Regions from separate parts of the Homo sapiens genome. Here region 1 is linked to region 2. The links are chromatin loops, found by intact Hi-C in ENCODE. Cell type or tissue: gastrocnemius medialis. All regions are shown on one strand. Each heading gives the region's core, and the rest is flanking DNA. Links, peaks and the distances in the headings are about the cores only. Region 1 has its middle 25 kb from the start of GTF2IRD1. Region 2 overlaps GTF2IRD1 (GTF2I repeat domain containing 1).

Region 1 (8,323 bases), core at 233-8,232, 120 kb after region 2:
GATTAGTCTTTTACTATTTCATTCTTTACCATTTATCTTTATATCGTTCAATGCTGGCTTTAAATGTAGCTATAAGAGCATTTTACTCGTGAGCAGAATCGCCGAATCTACACAATTCATATTGTGCCTCATGTGCAAATAATGTGTTTCTTTCTTTTTTTTTTTTTTGGAGACAGAGTCTGGCTCTGTCACACAGGCTCCCTCTGCCTCCCAGGTTCAAGTGATTCTCCTGCCTCGGCCTCCTGAGTAGCTGGGACTACAAGCGTGTGCCTCCATGCCCAGCTAATTTTTGTATTTTTAGTAGAGACGGGGTTTCACCATGTTGGCCAGTCTGGTCTTGAACTCCTGACCTCAGGTGATCCACCTGCCTCAGCCTCCCAAAGGGCTGGGATTATAGGCTTGAGCCACCGTGCCCTGCTCAGTTTTATTTTTATTTTTTTAGAGACGGAGTCTCACTTTGTCGCCCAGGCTGGAGTGCAGTGGCATACTCTCAGCTCACTGTAACCTCTGCCTCCCAGGTTCAAGCAATTTTCGTGCCTCAGCCTCCCGAGTAGCTGGGATTACAGGTGTGCGCCACTACGCATGACTAATTTTTTTGTATGTTTAGTAGAGATGGGGGTTTCACATGGTGGCCAGGCTGGTCTCAAACTCCTGACCTCAGGTGATCCATCTGCCTCAGCCTCCCAAAGTGCTTGGATTACAGGCATGAGACACTGCGCCCGGCCAAGTTCTGGTTTGAATAGAAACTTAGGGCCTTCAGGCCAATCACAGTGGCTCATGCCTGTAATCCCAGCACTTTGAGAGGCTGAGGTGGGAGGGTCGCTTCAGGCCAGGAGTTTGAGACCAGCCTTGGCACCATAGAGAGACCCCATCTGTACAAAATATACAAAAAATTAGCTGAGTGTGGTGGCATGTGCCTGTAGAACCAGCTGCTCAGGAGGCTGAGATTCGAGGATCACTTGAGCCCAGGAGTTCAAGTCTGCAGTGAGCCATGATCGCGCCACTGCTCTCCAGCCTAGGTGACAGAGCAAGACCGTATCTCAATAATAATAATAATAAATAAATAAATAAAAATTAAAAGTAAGGTCTTCAAGGCTGTCAATGGCCTCTTTTTTTTTTCAGTTTGTTTTTTTGAGACAGAGTCTCACCCTGTAGTGCAGTGGCACGATCTCAGCTTACTGCAACCTCCACCTCCTGGATTCAAGCAATTCTTGTGCCTCAGGCTCCCAAGTAGCTGGGATTATAGGTGCGCACCACCACCCCTGGCTAATTTTTGTATTTTTAGTAGAGAAGGGGTTTCGTCATGTTGGCCAGGCTGGTTTTGAACTCCTGACCTCAAGTGATCCCCCACCTTGGCCTCCCAAGGTGCTGGCATTACAGGCATGGATGGCCTCTTGATAGAACGTGTTTACTTAATACCTGTTTTGAGTCACAGGCCCAAGCTTCTGCATTAGGAGCCTGTTTGCTGTCCCTCTCCTCTTCCTGCCTGGAAATCAAGCGGCTGCCCCACTCCTGCTACTTATAAGCTGTGCCACCTCGGGTGGCCACCTCCCCTCTCAGAGCCTCAGTTCCCCGGAGTGATAGCAGTGGTTGCTGAGGGCTGCCTGACCCCCTTGTGAGCTTGCCGTCTGTCAGGCCACAGAAGCAGAGTCCTCTCCCCTCCGCCACTTTGCCACACTTGGGGACGTTTAGGGAACTATGGGTGCTCAGGGTCCTGTAGGTGGCACTGGCCCTGGCCCTGGGGCAGCCCGGCCCCCTTTCTGGGGTGGGGTGATGGCTTGAATCCCAAAGTGTATTTTTTTTTCCTACCCAGCTGGAGTTTCCGCTGACACAGCCGTGTTTTCAGCGCTGGCATTGTGCTTGTATTTAGGTCAGGCCTATTTTAATGCCGCTGGGGACTTGTGCCGGGCTGAGACCGCCTTCCAGGGTTGACACAGAGGAGTGCTGGGCTGCTGAGGGTTTGGAGAGGATGGATGGATGAAGGGAGGAGGGAGGCAGGTGAGGAGGGAGACAGGAAGTGGCAGGTGGCCTTGACCCCCAAATCCTGGCCTATCTGGGGCCCCTACACCCTCTCCCTTTCTATTTTCTTTCTTTTTTTTTTTTTGAGACAGAATCTCAGTCTGTCACCCAGGCTGGAGCGCAGTGGCGCAATCTCGGCTCACTGCAACCTCCTCCTCCCGGGTCCACACGATTCTCCTGCTTCAGCCTCCCGAGTAGCTGGGATTACAAGCGCCCACCACTATGCCTGGCTAATTTTTTTTTTTTTTTTGTATTTTTAGTAGAGATGAGGTTTTACCACATCAGCCAGGCTGGTCTCAAACTCCTGACCTCAGGTGATTCACCCGCCTCGGCTTCCCAAAGTGCTGGGATTTCAGGCGTGGGCCATCACACCCGGCCACACCCCTCCCTTTCTGGCAAGGATCCCCACCCCAACATATACACACTTAGTCTGGTGGGAGGAGAGTCCTACACTGGGCCTCAGGGGACATGGTCGACATTCCTCCAATGTGTGATTTTGCAAGTGATGCTCTCTCCTGCCTCGGTTTCCCCATTTGTCCAAGGAAGGGTTGCTTTGATGACGCAGCCCAGCTCCTCTGGGACTTTGAGAGCACAGGCTGCCAGGCATGGTGGCTCACACCTGTAATCCCAGCACTTTGGGAGGCTTCTGAAGCGGGAGGACTGCTTGAGGCCAGGAGTTTGAGACCACCCTGCACCACATAGCGAGACCCCATCTCTACTAAGAAATTAGCTGGGCATGGCCGGGCATAGTGGCTCATGCCTGTAATCCCAGCAATTTGGGAGGCCAAGGTGGGCAGATCACCTGAGGTAAGGAGTTCGAGACCAGCCTGCTCAATATGGCATCACCCTGTCTCCACTAAAAATACAAAAAATTAGCAGGGCATGGTGGTGGGTGCCTGTAATCCCAGCTACTCGGAAGGCTGAGGCAGGAGAATCACTTGAACCCAGGAGGTGGAGGTTGCAGTGAGCCAAGATCGTACCAGTGCACTCCAGCCTGGGCAACAAGAGTGAAATTCCATCTCAAAAAAAAAAAATTAGCCAGGCGTGATGGCATGTCGTTGTAGTCCCAGCTACTCGGGAGGTGGAGGCAGGAGAATCGCTTGAGCCCAGGAGTTCGAGGCTGTAGTGAGCTGTGATTGTGCCACTGCACTCCAGCCTGGGTGACAGAGCAAGATCCTGTCCTAAAAAATAAATAAATAAATATAACAAAAATAAAAAGAGCCCAGGCTGGTATCCCAGCACTGCCCCTTGCCAGCTGTGTGACCCCATCAAATTACAAAACCTCTCTGTACCCTAATGCCCTTAGCTGCAAAATGGGGATAAAAATAGAATCCATTTCACAAGGCTTTCGGGAGTGAGATGACATCAGGCATGTAGCAATGGTATGTGGCCCCCTGCTTGGAACTCGGGAAGTGCTGGTTGAGAAGCATTTAGTGGCATCGGTGTTATTTTCATCACAATTCGTCCTCCCCAAGGTGCCCCGCGCCTGCCCAGCCCGTGCTCAGCCCAGGGCCCAGAGCCGAGGAGCCCGGGTGCTCATTGATATTCTGGCCACCAGCATCCTTACCGGGCCTGAGTAAACCTAACCCGCGTCTATCGCCAGATCTGGTAATTAATACCCTTGACGGTTTTTATTGGAATGAAGCAGGATCTGTGCATGACTTGGTTTTTAATTAATAACCAGCCTCCCTCCACACGTCCCTCCCGTCCCCCAAGTGCCCTTGAGGACAGGATGAGGTGTGGGCAGGGGCGGGGGGGCAAGTCACCAGGGCCTGGTTCAGTTGTCTCTGAAGGGGAGGTGCAGGGCAGGGCACAGGGAGGCAGCCCTGGGGTCATTTGCCATCAGATGCCCCAGACATTGGGCAGGATGGAGGAGCTGGTTCTCAGCTGGGCTAGGTCCAGTGATGTTCTGAACACAGCTTCTGACCTCAGGGAACACGTAGTCTAAGACATCCAAACCCACAGACACCTAAATCCCAAGAGCATGTGCTACAGGAGAAGCCTCTGGAAGGTGCTGGAGAAACAGCAAACCCAGGGCAGGCGCAGTGGCTCACATCTGTAATCCCCACATCTTGGGAGGCCGAGGTGGGTGAATCACTTGAGGTCGGGTGTTCGACACCAGCTTGGCCAACATGGTGAAAACCTGTTTCTACTAAAAATACAAAATATATATGTATATAAAATAAAAAATAATTAGCTGGGCATGGTGGTGCATGCCTGTGATCCCAGCTACTCGGCAGGCTGAGGCAGGAGAGTCACTTGAACCCGGGAGGCAGAAGTTGCAGTGAGCCGAGATAGCGCCACTGCACTCTAGCCTGGGTGACAGAGTGAGACTCTGTCTCAAAATAAATAAATAAATAAATATATATATATATATATATATATATATATATATATATAAATTAGCCAGGTATGGTGGTGCATGCCTGTAATTCCAGCCACTTGGGAGGCTGAGGCAGGAGAATTGCTTGAACCCGGGAGGTGGAGGTTGCAGTGAGCCAAGACTGCACCACTGCACTCCAGACTGGGTGACAGAGCGAGACTCCATCTAAAAAACAACAGAAAAAAAAAAAAAAAACCAAAGCCAGGCAACCAGCTTGGCCTGGAGACATCAGAAAGTGCCTTTGAGCCGGGGCTTGAAAGATGATGTCGCTGTTCTGGTGACAAAGAGGAGCTGATGTTCTAGGCGGCAGGAATGGCCTGTGCTAAGGCTCAGAGTCAGGGTGAGGCTGGGGGATCCGAAGGGAGGTGCTGGCAGATGGAGCTCCTGGTAACAGTGAGATGTGGTAGGAGATGAGACTAAGAGACCCAGCAGGACAGGCCTTAAGTGCAGGACTAAGAGGCCTGGCTTTATCCTGAGGGCAATGGGGAGCCTTAGCAGGTTATATACAGAGTATTGACATGGTCATATCTGATTAAAAAAATGTTTTAAATATTTTTATATGAGACAGGGCCTTGTTCTGTCACCCGGGCTGGATGCAGTGGTGTGATCTCAGCTCATTGAAGCCTCCACCTCCTAGGCTCAAGTGATCCTCTGGCCTCAGACTCCCGAGTAGCTGAGAATACACATACTTACTACCACACCCGGCTAATTGTTGTATTTTATTTTGTAGAGACCGGGGGTCTCTGTTGCCCAGGCTGGTCTTGAATTCCTGGGCTCAAGTGATCCTCCCGAAGTGCTGGGATTACAGGTGTCAGCTACCAATCTGATTGTTAGATTTGTTGCTTGGGTGTCCACAATGTGAAAGGGCCGTACCGCAGGAACTAGAGCGGGCAGGAGTGCAGTGGGGGTCACAGACTGTTAGAGCCAGGGTCCATGCTCAGGCTGCAAGGCCTGATGACCCTTCAGGGGCCCAGGAGCCTGGACCTCATAGGACAAAGGGCCTGGCATCCTCTCTCCAATCCCAAACTTAACTCCTTCCTCTAGACATTTTTTTTTTTGAGACAGAGTCTCGCTCTGTTGCCCAGGCTGGAGTACAGTGGCACAATCTCAGCTCACCGCAACCTCTGCCTCCCGGATTCAAGTGATTCTCCCGCCTCAGCCTCCTGAGTAGCCTCCTGAATAGCTGGGATTACAGGCACGCACCACCACGCCCAGCTAATTTTTAGGAGGGACAGGGTTTTGCCCAGGCTGGTCTCGAACTCCCAGGTTCAAGCGATCCACCCACCTCTGTCTCCCAAAGTGCTGCGATTACAGGCGTGAGCCACCGCGCCCAGCCCCTCTTGCTATTTTTAACGTAGCCACCTTGTTGAGGTCCAAATGAGCATTTCCAATCCAGGCTCCTTTGCATAATTTCCCTCAATTAACATTTCTGAGGTGCCAAAGAAGACAGCAACCCCCACCTCCCCAGGTTGGGACCCCCCCACCTCCCCGCCACCAACCCTGGGAGAAACCCAGCTTCTCAGGAGAAGGGCACACTCCCTTCGTTCCGGAGGCTCAGTCGCAGGCACAGCTTGTGGAGCCTGATTGAGCCCAGGAAAATTGCTTGAACCCGGGAGGTGGAGGGTGCAGTGAGCTGAGATCTCGCCACTGCACTCCCACCTGGGCAAAAGAGCAAGACTCTGTCTCAAAAAAGAAAAAAAAAAACAAAAACAGCAAAGCCAGAAGCAACCAGCTTGGCCTGGAGGCACCAGAAAGGGCCTTTGAGCCAGGGCTTGAAAGATGATGTAAAGCCAGGCGCGGTGGCTCACGCCTGTAATCCCAGCACTTTGGGAGACTGAGGTGGGTGGATCACGAGGTCAGGAGTTCGAGACCAGCCTGGCCAATATGGCGAAACCCCATCTCTACTATAAATACAAAAAAAATTAGCCAGGCGTGGTGGTGCGTGCCTGTAGTCCCAGCTACTCAGGAGGCTGAGGCAGGAGAATTGCTTGAACCTGGGAGGCAGAGGTTGCAGTGAGCCTAGATTGCGCCACTGTACTCTAGCCGGGGCAACAGAGTGAGACACTGTCTCAAAAAAAAAAAAAAGAAAGTTGATGTAGCTGTCCCGGTGACCTTTGCCTCTCTGGGCCTCCGTTTCCCTATCAGTGAATTAAGGGGGCTGGGTGGTGTGATCACTACAGAGCTTTGCTCACTTCTGGCTCAGAAACCACACATGATCTCCTTAGCCCCACAACAAATGTGTAAGGGTAAAGTGCATGATGAGCACATTTAACAGATGAGGACATGGAGACTCAGAGAAGGGGAGACATTTGCCCAAGGCCATTCAGGGCTTCAGTGCTGGAATTAGACCTGGTCCCTGTATCTCACACAGCAGGATCATGTAGGCTTTACGAGCTCCTGGAGTATTTGGGGAAAGCAGATCCTCACGGGAGTACAAGAAGAGGAAAAGTGGGGCAAGCCAGGGCCATGGTCCCTGAGGGCTGGGGCCACCAGGAAACATTTCCATTCTGTTCTCCAGATGTCAGCCTCAACCTGCCTCCTCCAGGAAGTCATCCTAGATTTCTTGCTTCTCTGAGCTACTTCCTCCCTTCCTGTCTCCATTGACCACATGACTTGAGCCTCTCAGATGGTTCCCTTCTCCTAGGAAGCTCCCATCTCCCTCCCTGGACTGTGGCTTCATCAAGAGTTAGTATGGAGGCTGGGCGCAGTGGCTCACGCCTGTAATCCCAGCACTTTGGGAAGCCAAGGTGGGAGGATTGCTTGAGCCCAGGAGTTCCAGACCAGCCTGGGCAACATAGCGAGACCCTCATCTCAATTAAAAGAAAAAAAAAAAAAGAAGTTGCCGGGCACGGCAGCTCACTCCTGTAATCCCAGCACTTTGGGAGGCCGAGGCGGGTAGATCGCTTGAGGTCAGGAGTTCGCGACCAGCCTGGCCAACATGGTGAAACCCCGTCTCTACAAAAAAAATCAGCTGGGCATGGTGATGCATGCCTGTAATCTCAGCTACTCGGGAGGCTGAGGCACAAGAATTGCTTGAACTTGAGAGGTGGAGTTTGCAGTGAGCTGAGATCGAGCCACTGCACTCCAGCCTGGGTGACAAAGTGAGACTCCGTTTCAAGAAAAAAAACAAAAAAGAGTTAGGATGGACTTCCTTCCTTCCTTCCTTCCTTCCTTTCCTCCCTTCCTTCCTTCTTCCTCCCTCCCTCCTTCCCTCTTTCCCTCCCTCCCTCTTTTTTTTCTTCTCTCTCTCTCTTTTTCTTGACAAAGTCTTGCTCTGTCACCCAGGCTGTAGTGCAGTGGTGCAATCTCAGCTCACTGCAGCCTCGACCTCCTAGGTTCAAGTGATCCTCCCACCTCGGCCTCCCAAGTAGCTGGGACTAGTGGTGGACATCACCATGCACACCTAATTTTTTATTTTTTGTAGATACGGGTCTCACTATGTTGCCCAGGCTGGTCTCAAACTCCAGGCCTCAAGTGATCCTCTCACTTTGGCCTCCCAAAGTGCTTGGATGACAGGTTTAAGCCATTGCACCCAGCCATGTCCCTTTCTTTCTCAGCCCCTGTGCCTCCTAGTCCCATATGTGGCCTGGCACAGAGCTGGGCAAACAGGACTGGCTGTCCCTGAATACCTGCATTTCCTTTTTTAAAAAAATTATTATTATCATTATTATTATTTAGATACAGGGTCTTGCTATGTTGCCCAGGCTGGTGTCAAACTCCTGAACTCAAGCGATCCTCCCATCTCAGCCTCCCAAAGTGCTGGGATTACAGATTATAGGGGGACCTTAATAACTCCACATGTGCTGGACACAGGCATGATGCCTGGCCAGTGGGCGCTGACACAGGTCACCTTTCCTCAGCAGGGCTGGGCACTCCCAGAGGGCAGGGACTGTGTTGTCTTCCCTATGTGACCCACGACTC
Region 2 (8,323 bases), core at 45-8,044:
TCTAGCAGATGGAGGAGGATGGGCAGTCCCCACAGACACAGGGGATGGGCCTGGCGGCTCCCAATGGAACCTCCACCTCCCAGGCTCAGGCGATTCTCCTGCTTCAGCCTTCTGAGTAGCTGGGACCACAGGCGTGCACCACCGCACCTGGCTAATTTCTTTTTTGTGTTTTTGGTAGAGATGGGGTTTCGCCATGTTGCCCAGGCTGGCCTCGAACCCCCAAGCTCAAGTGATCTGCCTGCCTCAGCCTCCAAAAGTGCTGGGATTACAGGCATGAGCCACCAAGACACCCTCACCCAGAAAGTGTTCATTAAAAACGCCCAAGTGTGACCGGGCGCGGCGGCTCATGCCTGTAACCCCAGCATTTTGGGAAGCTGAGGCAGGAGGATCACCTGAGGGCAGGAGTTGGAAACCAGCCTGGCCAATGTGGTGAAACCCTATCTCTACTAAAAATACAAAAATTAGCCAGGCATGGTGGTGCGTACCTGTAATCCCAGCTACTTGGGAGGCTGAGGCAAGAGAACCCCTTGAACCTGGGAGGTGGAGGTTGTAGTGAGCCAAGATCGCACCACTGCACTCCAGCCTGGGTGACAGAGCAAGACTCTGTCTCAAAAAAAAAAAAAAAAAAAAAGCTGGGTGCAGTGGTTCATGCCTGTAATCCCAACACTTTGGGAGGCTGAGGTGGGCAGATCATCTGAGGTCAGGAGCTCGAGACCAGCCTGTCCAACATGGTGAAACCCCGTCTCTACTAAAAAATACAAAAATTAGCCGGGTGTGGTGGCACGTGCCTATAATCCCAGCTACTTGGGAGCCTGAGGCAGGAGAATTGCTTGAACCCGGGAAGCGGAGGTTGCAGTGGGCTGAGATCACGCCATTGCACTCCAGCCTGGGCAACAAGAGTAAAACTCCATCCAAACAAACAAACAAAGACAAGTGCCAGCATGTGCTGGAGGGATCCCAGACCACCATCTCTCTCTCTCTCTCTCTTTCTTTTTTTTTTGAGACAGGGTCTTGCTCTGTCACCCAGGCTGGAGTGCAGTGGCATGATCTCGGCTCACTGCAATCTCCGCCTCCCAGGTTCAAGCGATTCTCCCGCCTTAGCCTCCCTAGTAGCTGGGATCACAGGTGCACGCCACCTCGCCCAACTAATTCTTGTATTTTTTTGGTAGACACGGGGTTTCACCATGTTGGCCAGGCTGGTCTTGAACTCCTGGCCTCAAGTGATCCACCTGCCTCGGCCGCCCAAAGTGCTGGGATTACAGGCGTGAGCCACTGCACTCGGCCTCTGATTTCTTTTCTTAAAAATAGACATAGAGACGGGTTCTATGTTGTCCAGGCTTGTCTCGAGCTCCCAGCCTCAAGCGATCCTCCCACCTTGACCTTCCCAAGTGCTGAGATTACAGGCGTGAGGTGCCGCGTCTGGCTCCTATTCTGATTTCAAAGCACTAAGACCACAGCTGATTGCTGAAAAAGGAGTGGGCGTGTCAGCTACCTCTGGGGGGTGGGGCAGGGAGGGGGCAGGCAGGCTCCTGGGCTCCCCCGACCGTCCACCTGTAGGCACCCCCTCTCCCCTGGAGTCTCTAACACAGAGCTGGCAGGGTACAGCCGGGCCTGGGCTGCCAACCTGGCTTGCCTGGTCCCTTAGGCCCTGAAGTTGGGGGCCAGCTCCTCCCCACTTCCAGCCTGGCCCTCCAAACCCAAACCAGGTCAATGTCCTGGTGCTGGGACAACAGACCTCCCCGTGAGCTCAACCTTACCTTGAAAGCCCTGTCTCTTCAGGCTCTCGTCCACCAGAGGGTCCCCGGAATCCCTCTCTGGGGGCAGGGCAGGGGGAGAGAAGCCAAGTGAGGAGGCAGTTCCTGGGACCCAAGATGGCATCGTTAGGGGAAACCCAATGTGGGGGTGTGGGGAGAATGCCAGGGCCAGGATGGGAGCAGGACAGAGGCAGCAGGAGGAGGGGCTGGTGGCAGAGGCCTGGGGCCCTCCCTTGCCCGCCCACACCATGGCTCCCGACCCCGCGCTGGGTACCTTGACTATCCATGATGGGCTCTTTGACTCCCTCAGTGAGCAGCTCGGGCCTGGAAAACACAAGCGAGGCTATCACAGAGGTCCCTCCAAGCATCTCTGGGACTGCTCAGCCCTCCTCTCTGGGCCTCAGTCTACACAGCCCTGCAATGGACCCTTCTGGCTATGCATAGTTCAGGCCTGGAGTCCCTGCCGCCCCACATGTGGAATCTGGGGGGCTGCGCTGGGCTTGAAGGATCCAGCTGGGAGTGAGACCCCCCCCAGTCCTGAACAGGTCCATCTGATATCTCACTCCTGCTCCAGGGACATTGCACGATTGTCACTGCCTGGGATTGGAGCAGGTGGCCTCAGGTGGCCTCCCGTGGAGCTGGTTTAAAGTGTAGAAACAAGGTCAGGTGCAGTAGCTCACGCCTGTAATCCCAGCATTTTGGGAGGCCGAGGAGGGCAGATCACTTGAGGTCAGGAGTCTGAGACCAGCCTGGCCAACATGGTGAAACCCGTCTCTACTAAAAATACAAAAATTAGCCAGGTGTGGTGGCAGGTGCCTATAATCCCAGCTACTTGGGAGGCTGAGGGAGGGGAATGGCTTGAACCCAGGAGGCAGAGGTTGCAGTGAACTGAGATAGCACCACTGCACTCCAGCCTGGGTGACAGAGTAAGACTCCGTCTCAAAATGAAAGAAAAGAGTAGAAACAGTCGGGGCCCACTACGAAGCAAGAACTCCAAGCTTCTGGAAAGGTCTGAGATCTACGGCTCACGTCTGAGAGCTGCTGTGTTACTGCAGTCGGAAGCACCAGTGACCAAGCCCAGCTCTGTATTATGCTAATGTCTTTAGCTCCACAGACTCCAGAAAGCCCTGTCCAGACATGAGTCAACCTTCTTTGTCATACAGCACTGCTTCTGAAGGCCCCATCTTCAGCACAACTTGTCCTGTTAGAGCAAGCCTGTTGTGGGGCTGGGGTTTGTGGTGGGTAGAGGACACTGGGAAAATCATGCTGGCCAGAAGGGGGCTGTCGGGGGATGGCAGGGTAGGCCATGGAGCAGAGAGGTAATGAGCTCTCTGGAGAGGTAATGGGCCTGGAGAGGTAATGAGCTCTCTGTCACAGGGGTAATCAAGCAGCAACTCCGAGGAGTCTCTGCCTGGGAGTGAGCCCAAAGGCCAAACTCTCAGGGAGGGCACCCCTGGGGTCCCCAGTAGATGAGGATTTGGTGCCCGCTCTGGCGGTGGGCATCTCTTAGGCTTCTGTACAGTGCCAGGCACAGAGCTGGGGTCACGGGGCCAGGGCTGGGAGGGGAAGCATAGCCCTGCCTTGAACCACAGTCTCAGGAGCTAGAAAAGGCTTCGGACTGCATTTAGGCCCCTCCTCTTTATGGGAGAACTCAGGTTCTGAAAGGGGAAGTGACTTCCCAGCAGTAAACTTAGAGAGGCAGAAGCTGGGCAGAGCCCCTGAGTCCCAGGCCAGAGTAGCGACAGTGCTTCCCCTTAAATAGCACAGCCGGCTGCCAAGGCCACAGGGAGTAACAGGAGGAGCTGGCCTCAAACCCACCAGACGGCCTCTCCCGTCGGCCACTGCACTGACCTGTCTCCCTTTCCAAATGACAGGTGGAGAAAGCCATCGTGACTTTAAAAAGTGCTCAAGGCTGGGCATGGTGGCTCAACCTGTAATCCCAGCACTTTGGGAGGCTGAGGCAGGGGCATCGCTTTGAGCCCAGGAGTTGGAGACCAGCTTGGGCAACATAGCGAGACCCCTTCTCTACAAAAAATGTAAAAATTAGCCAGGTGTGGTGGCGTGCCCCTGCAGTCCCAGCTACTCAGGAGGCTGAAGCAGGATTGCTTGAGCCCAGGAGTTTAAGGCTGCAGTGAGTTATGATTGTGCCACTACACTCCAGCCTGGGCTAAAGAAAGACTTGTCTCTTAAAACAAATGCTCATGGCCAGGCATGGTGGCTCACGCCTGTAATCCCAGTTACTCGGGAGGCTGAGGCAGGAGAATCGTTTAAACCTGGAAGGTGGAGGCTACAGTGAGCCGAGACAGCACCACTGTACTCCAGCCTGGAGTGAGACTCTGTCTCAAAAAAAACCCACAAAAGGCCAGGCATGGTGGCTCACGCCTCTAATCCCAGCACTTTGGGAGGTCAAGGTGGATGGATCACTTAAGGTTAGGAGTTCGAGACCAGCCTGACCAACATGGTGAAACACCGTCTCTACTAAAAATACAAAATTTAGCCAGGTGTAGTGACATGCGCCTGTTATCCCAGCTACTCAGGAGGCTGAGGCCGGGGAATCGCTGGAACCCGGGAGGCGGAGGTTGCAGTAAGCTGAGATGGTGCCACTGCACTCCAGCCTGGGCAATAGAGTGAGTGAGACTCTGTCTCAAAAAATAGAAAACAAACAAACAACAACAAAAAAACCAACCCACAAAAAACAAAAAACCAATGCTCATGAGCACAAGGTGTCTCTGCACAAAGCCATAAAAAATGTCATTCATGAGGACTTGCTGTTGAATTGGCACCTGACCTCAAGCTGCCCGGGTGCCCCTAGTTTATGGTTTGAGGGAATAGGCATAGAAAGCAAAAACAAAAATAAAAACAAACCAGAATGAGACACTGTCTCTTAAGACTTTTTAAAAAATAAAATAAAATTCAAACTCTTTAAGCTGGCCCAAAATCCATGTGATCTGGCTCCTGCTACCTTTTTATTTATTTATTTTGAGAGAGAGTTTTGCTCTTGTCGCCCAGGCTGGAGTGCAGGGGCGCGATCTCAGCTCACTGCAACCTCTGTCTCCTGGGTTTAAGCAATTCTCCTGCCTCAGTCTCCTGAGTAGCTGGAATTACAGGACCCCCTCACCATGCCTGGCTAATTTTTGAATTTTTAGAAATGGGGTGTCACCATGTTGGGCAGGCTGGTCTCGAACTTCTGACCTCAGGTGATACACCCTCCTCAACCCCCACAAAGTGCTGGGATTACAGGCGTGAGCCACCTCTCCTGGCCTATTTTTCTTTTTTATAGAGATAGGGTCTCACCATGTTGCCTAGGCTGGTCACAAACTCCTGAGCTCAAGCAATCCTCCTGCCTCAGCCTCCCAAAATGCTAGGATTACAGGCGTGGGCCACACGCCTGGTCCCCTGCTACCTCTTGGGCCTCAACCTCACCATCCTTCCCTCACTCACCCTGTACCAGCTGCAAGGGCACCTTGCAAGCTTTCAAACACCCAAGCACGTTGTTGCCTCAGGGACTTTGCATGACTTTTTCTCTGTCCCAACAGTCTTTATTTTTATTTATTTATTTTTTGAGACAGAGTCTCCCTCTGTCACCCAGGCTGAAGTGCAATGGCACAATCTCGGCTCACTGCAACCTCCACCTCCCAGGTTCAAGTGATTCTCCTGCCTCAGCCTCCCGAGTAGCTGGGATTACAGGCACACGCCACCACACCCGGCTAATTTTTGCATTTTTAGTAGAGACGGGGTTTCACTATGTTGGTCAGGCTGGTCTCGAACTCTTGACCTCGTGATCTGCCTGCCTCAGCCTCCCAAAGTGCTGGGATTACAGGTGTGAGCCACCACGCCTGGCCTGCTCCCACACTCTTTATGCACCTGGCTGGCCCTCTCCCTTCATTGGGTCACCGCTTCAATGTCACCTTCTTATCCAGGTTCCTCCTGTCCCTCTCTCCCCCTCACTCTGCATTATATCCTGTCACAGCAGTTATCTCTACCTGACATGACATTTTGATTTTGTCTGGGTGACATCGGCAACTCCAGGGCAGGACTTGGTGGCATTTACTGCTGGGCTGCAAGCCCGGGACCTGGCAGGCATCCAGGATGGTTTTTTAGTTTGTTTGTCTCTTTGTGTTTTATTTATTTATAAACCCTATATTTATTTATTTTGAGAAGGAGTCTCGCTCTGTCGCCCAGGCTGGAGTGCAGTGATGTGATCTCAGCTCACTGCAACCTCCACCTCCCAGGTTCAAGTGATTCTTGAGCCTCAGCCACCCGAGGAGCTCGGACTACAGGTGTGCACCACCACGCCCAGCTAATTTGTGGTACTTTTAGTAGAGATGGTGTTTCACCATGTTGGCCAGGCTGATTTCAAACTCTGGAACTCAAGTGATCCATCTGCCTTGGCCTCTCAAAGTGCTGGGATTACAGATGTGAGCCACCATGCCCCGGCCTCTCTTTGTATTTTTAAAGGGACGAGGTCTTGCTCTGTCACCCAGACTGGAGTGCAGTAATGCCATCATAGCTCACTGCAGCCTGGACCCTCTGTGCTTAAGCTATTCTTCCGCCTTCCGCCTCAGCCTCCCAAGTATCTGGGACTACAGACACACACCACTGCACCTGGCTAATTTTTTAATTTTAAAAATAAAATAGAGATGGGGTTGCTATGTTGACCAGACTGGTCTCGAACTCCTGGCCTCAAGCGACCCTCCTGTTTTGTCCTCTCAAAGTGCTGGGATTACAGGTGTGAGAATTTTTAAAATTTTTTGTAGAGATGGGGTCTTGATACATTGCCCAGGCTGCTCTCAAATTCCTGGGCTCAAGCGATCCTCCTATCTGGGCCTCCCAAGGTGTTGGGATTACAGGCGTGAGCCATCACGCCTGGACGGAATGTATTTTTAAAAAAATTAAAAAAAAAAAATTTTCGAGACAGGGTCTTACTCTGTCACCCAGGCTAGAGTGCAGTGGTGCAATCAGGGCTCACTGCAGCCTCGACCTCCTGGCTCAAGCGATCCTCCCACCTCAGCCTCCCAAGTAGCTGGGACTACAGGTGCACACCACCAAGCCTGGCTAATTTTTTTTTTTCCCTAGAGATGGGGTTTCACACATTGCTCAGGCTGAGAATTTGTTGAAAGAAGCCCTCCTTCAACCAGTACAGTACTATACATGTATATAGTAGAGCCAATTACTGTACTATAATTACACATATTCTCTTGTGAATCTTTATTTCCCTGTTTTCACACATCTGATGGGCTATATGTCTATCATGAGTTTATCCTTAAACCACCTGAAATGTGATCTTCCCTTTTTATTTTTTTGAGACAAGAGTGTTACTGTCCCCCAGGCTGAAATGCAGGAGTGCGATCTCGGCTCACTGCAACCTCTGCCTCTCGGGTTCAAGTGATTCTCCTCTTTGCCTCTTGAGTAGCTGGGATTACAGGTGCATGCCACCATGCCTGGCTAATTTTTTTTTTTGAGATGGAGTTTTGCTCTTGTTGCCCAGGCTGGAGTGCAACGGCGTGATCTCGGCTCACTGCAACTTCTGCCTCCTGGGTTCAAGCCAATTCTCCTGCCTCAGCCTCCAGAGTAGCTGGGATTACAGGCACCTGCTACCACGCCCGGCTAATTTTGTATTTTTTAGTAGAGATGGGGTTTCTCCATAGTGGTCAGACTGGTCTCAAACTCCCAACCTCAGGTGATCTGCCTAACTCGGCCTTTCAAAGTGCTGGGATTACAGGCGTGAGCCACCGCACCCGGCCTTAATTTTTGTATTTTCAGTAGTCCTGATCTCAAGTGATCTGCCCACCTCAGCCTCCCAAAGTGCTGGGATTACAGGCATGAGCCACCATGCCTGGCTCAATCTTCCTTTTAATATGCCCAGACACACCGGGCATGTGGCTGCATTCATCCTGGCCTGCTGAAGCCTTTGCTTCTACTGCACGAATCATGACTCTTGCTCTCCAGCCCTGTTGCATAGCTTTTTGCTATCTGCTCTTTGTGTGTCATGGAGCAGCAGCCTCCCTCCTGGCACAGAGCAGGCCCTGCAGTAGAGCTCCCTGTCCCAGCGGATCTCCTCGCCACTGTATGAAAAATGACGCTGTGAGTCTCCCAGTTTGAGAACTATCTATTCTCCTGGAGGAACAAACCCTTAAGAGTCTCTTCTTTCTTGCCACTTTCAACCAAACCAAGCCTATTTTTTTTTTTTTTTTTGAGACAGAGTCTTGCTCTGTTGCCCAGGCTGGAGTGTCGTGGTACGATCTCAGCTCAGTGCAACCTCCGCCTCCCGGGTTCAAGTGATTCTTGTGCCTCAGTCTCCTGATGACAGGGAGATTACAGCTGGGATTACAGGTGTGAGCCACCACACCTGGCTAATCTGTGTATTTTTAGTAGAGATGGGATCTCACCATGTTGGCCAGGCTGGTCTCGAACTCCTGACCTCAAGTGATCTGCCTACCTTGGCCTCCCAAATGCCAGCTGGGATTACAGGCATGAGCCGTCATGCCCAGCTGTAAACCAAGCCTAAATATGTGCTATTACAGTAACACAGAAGTAACAAACACAAAATGGAAATATGATCCTCCCAT

Evidence for each region. Hi-C counts contacts between places; a loop is a spot of excess contacts. Peaks named below come from ENCODE experiments on the same cell type or tissue, not always from the same donor. Only the 100,000 strongest peaks of a DNase experiment are listed, where the experiment ranks them.
Region 1: it touches region 2 in a loop (4-fold over the local background); 81 of 110 quality-filtered maps call a loop at or near these places.

The regions. Positions count from the first base shown.
Region 1 is chr7:74,424,678-74,433,000 of GRCh38, reverse strand. No RefSeq gene overlaps it. Among named protein-coding and RNA genes, the nearest start is that of GTF2IRD1, 25 kb to the left of the region's middle. RefSeq lists an enhancer at 2,408-3,381. In gastrocnemius medialis, for the core only: no CTCF peak of the experiment used is centred there; DNase peaks (open chromatin) are centred at 1,590, 1,900, 3,410 and 4,000; H3K27ac peaks cover 2,008 bases.
Region 2 is chr7:74,548,929-74,557,251 of GRCh38, reverse strand. It overlaps GTF2IRD1 (GTF2I repeat domain containing 1), which reads right to left. Exons shown (of 27, transcript NM_005685.4): 18 at 2,029-2,078; 19 at 1,758-1,814. Among named protein-coding and RNA genes, the nearest start is that of WBSCR23, 20 kb to the right of the region's middle. In gastrocnemius medialis, for the core only: no CTCF peak of the experiment used is centred there; a DNase peak (open chromatin) is centred at 3,591; H3K27ac peaks cover 4,512 bases.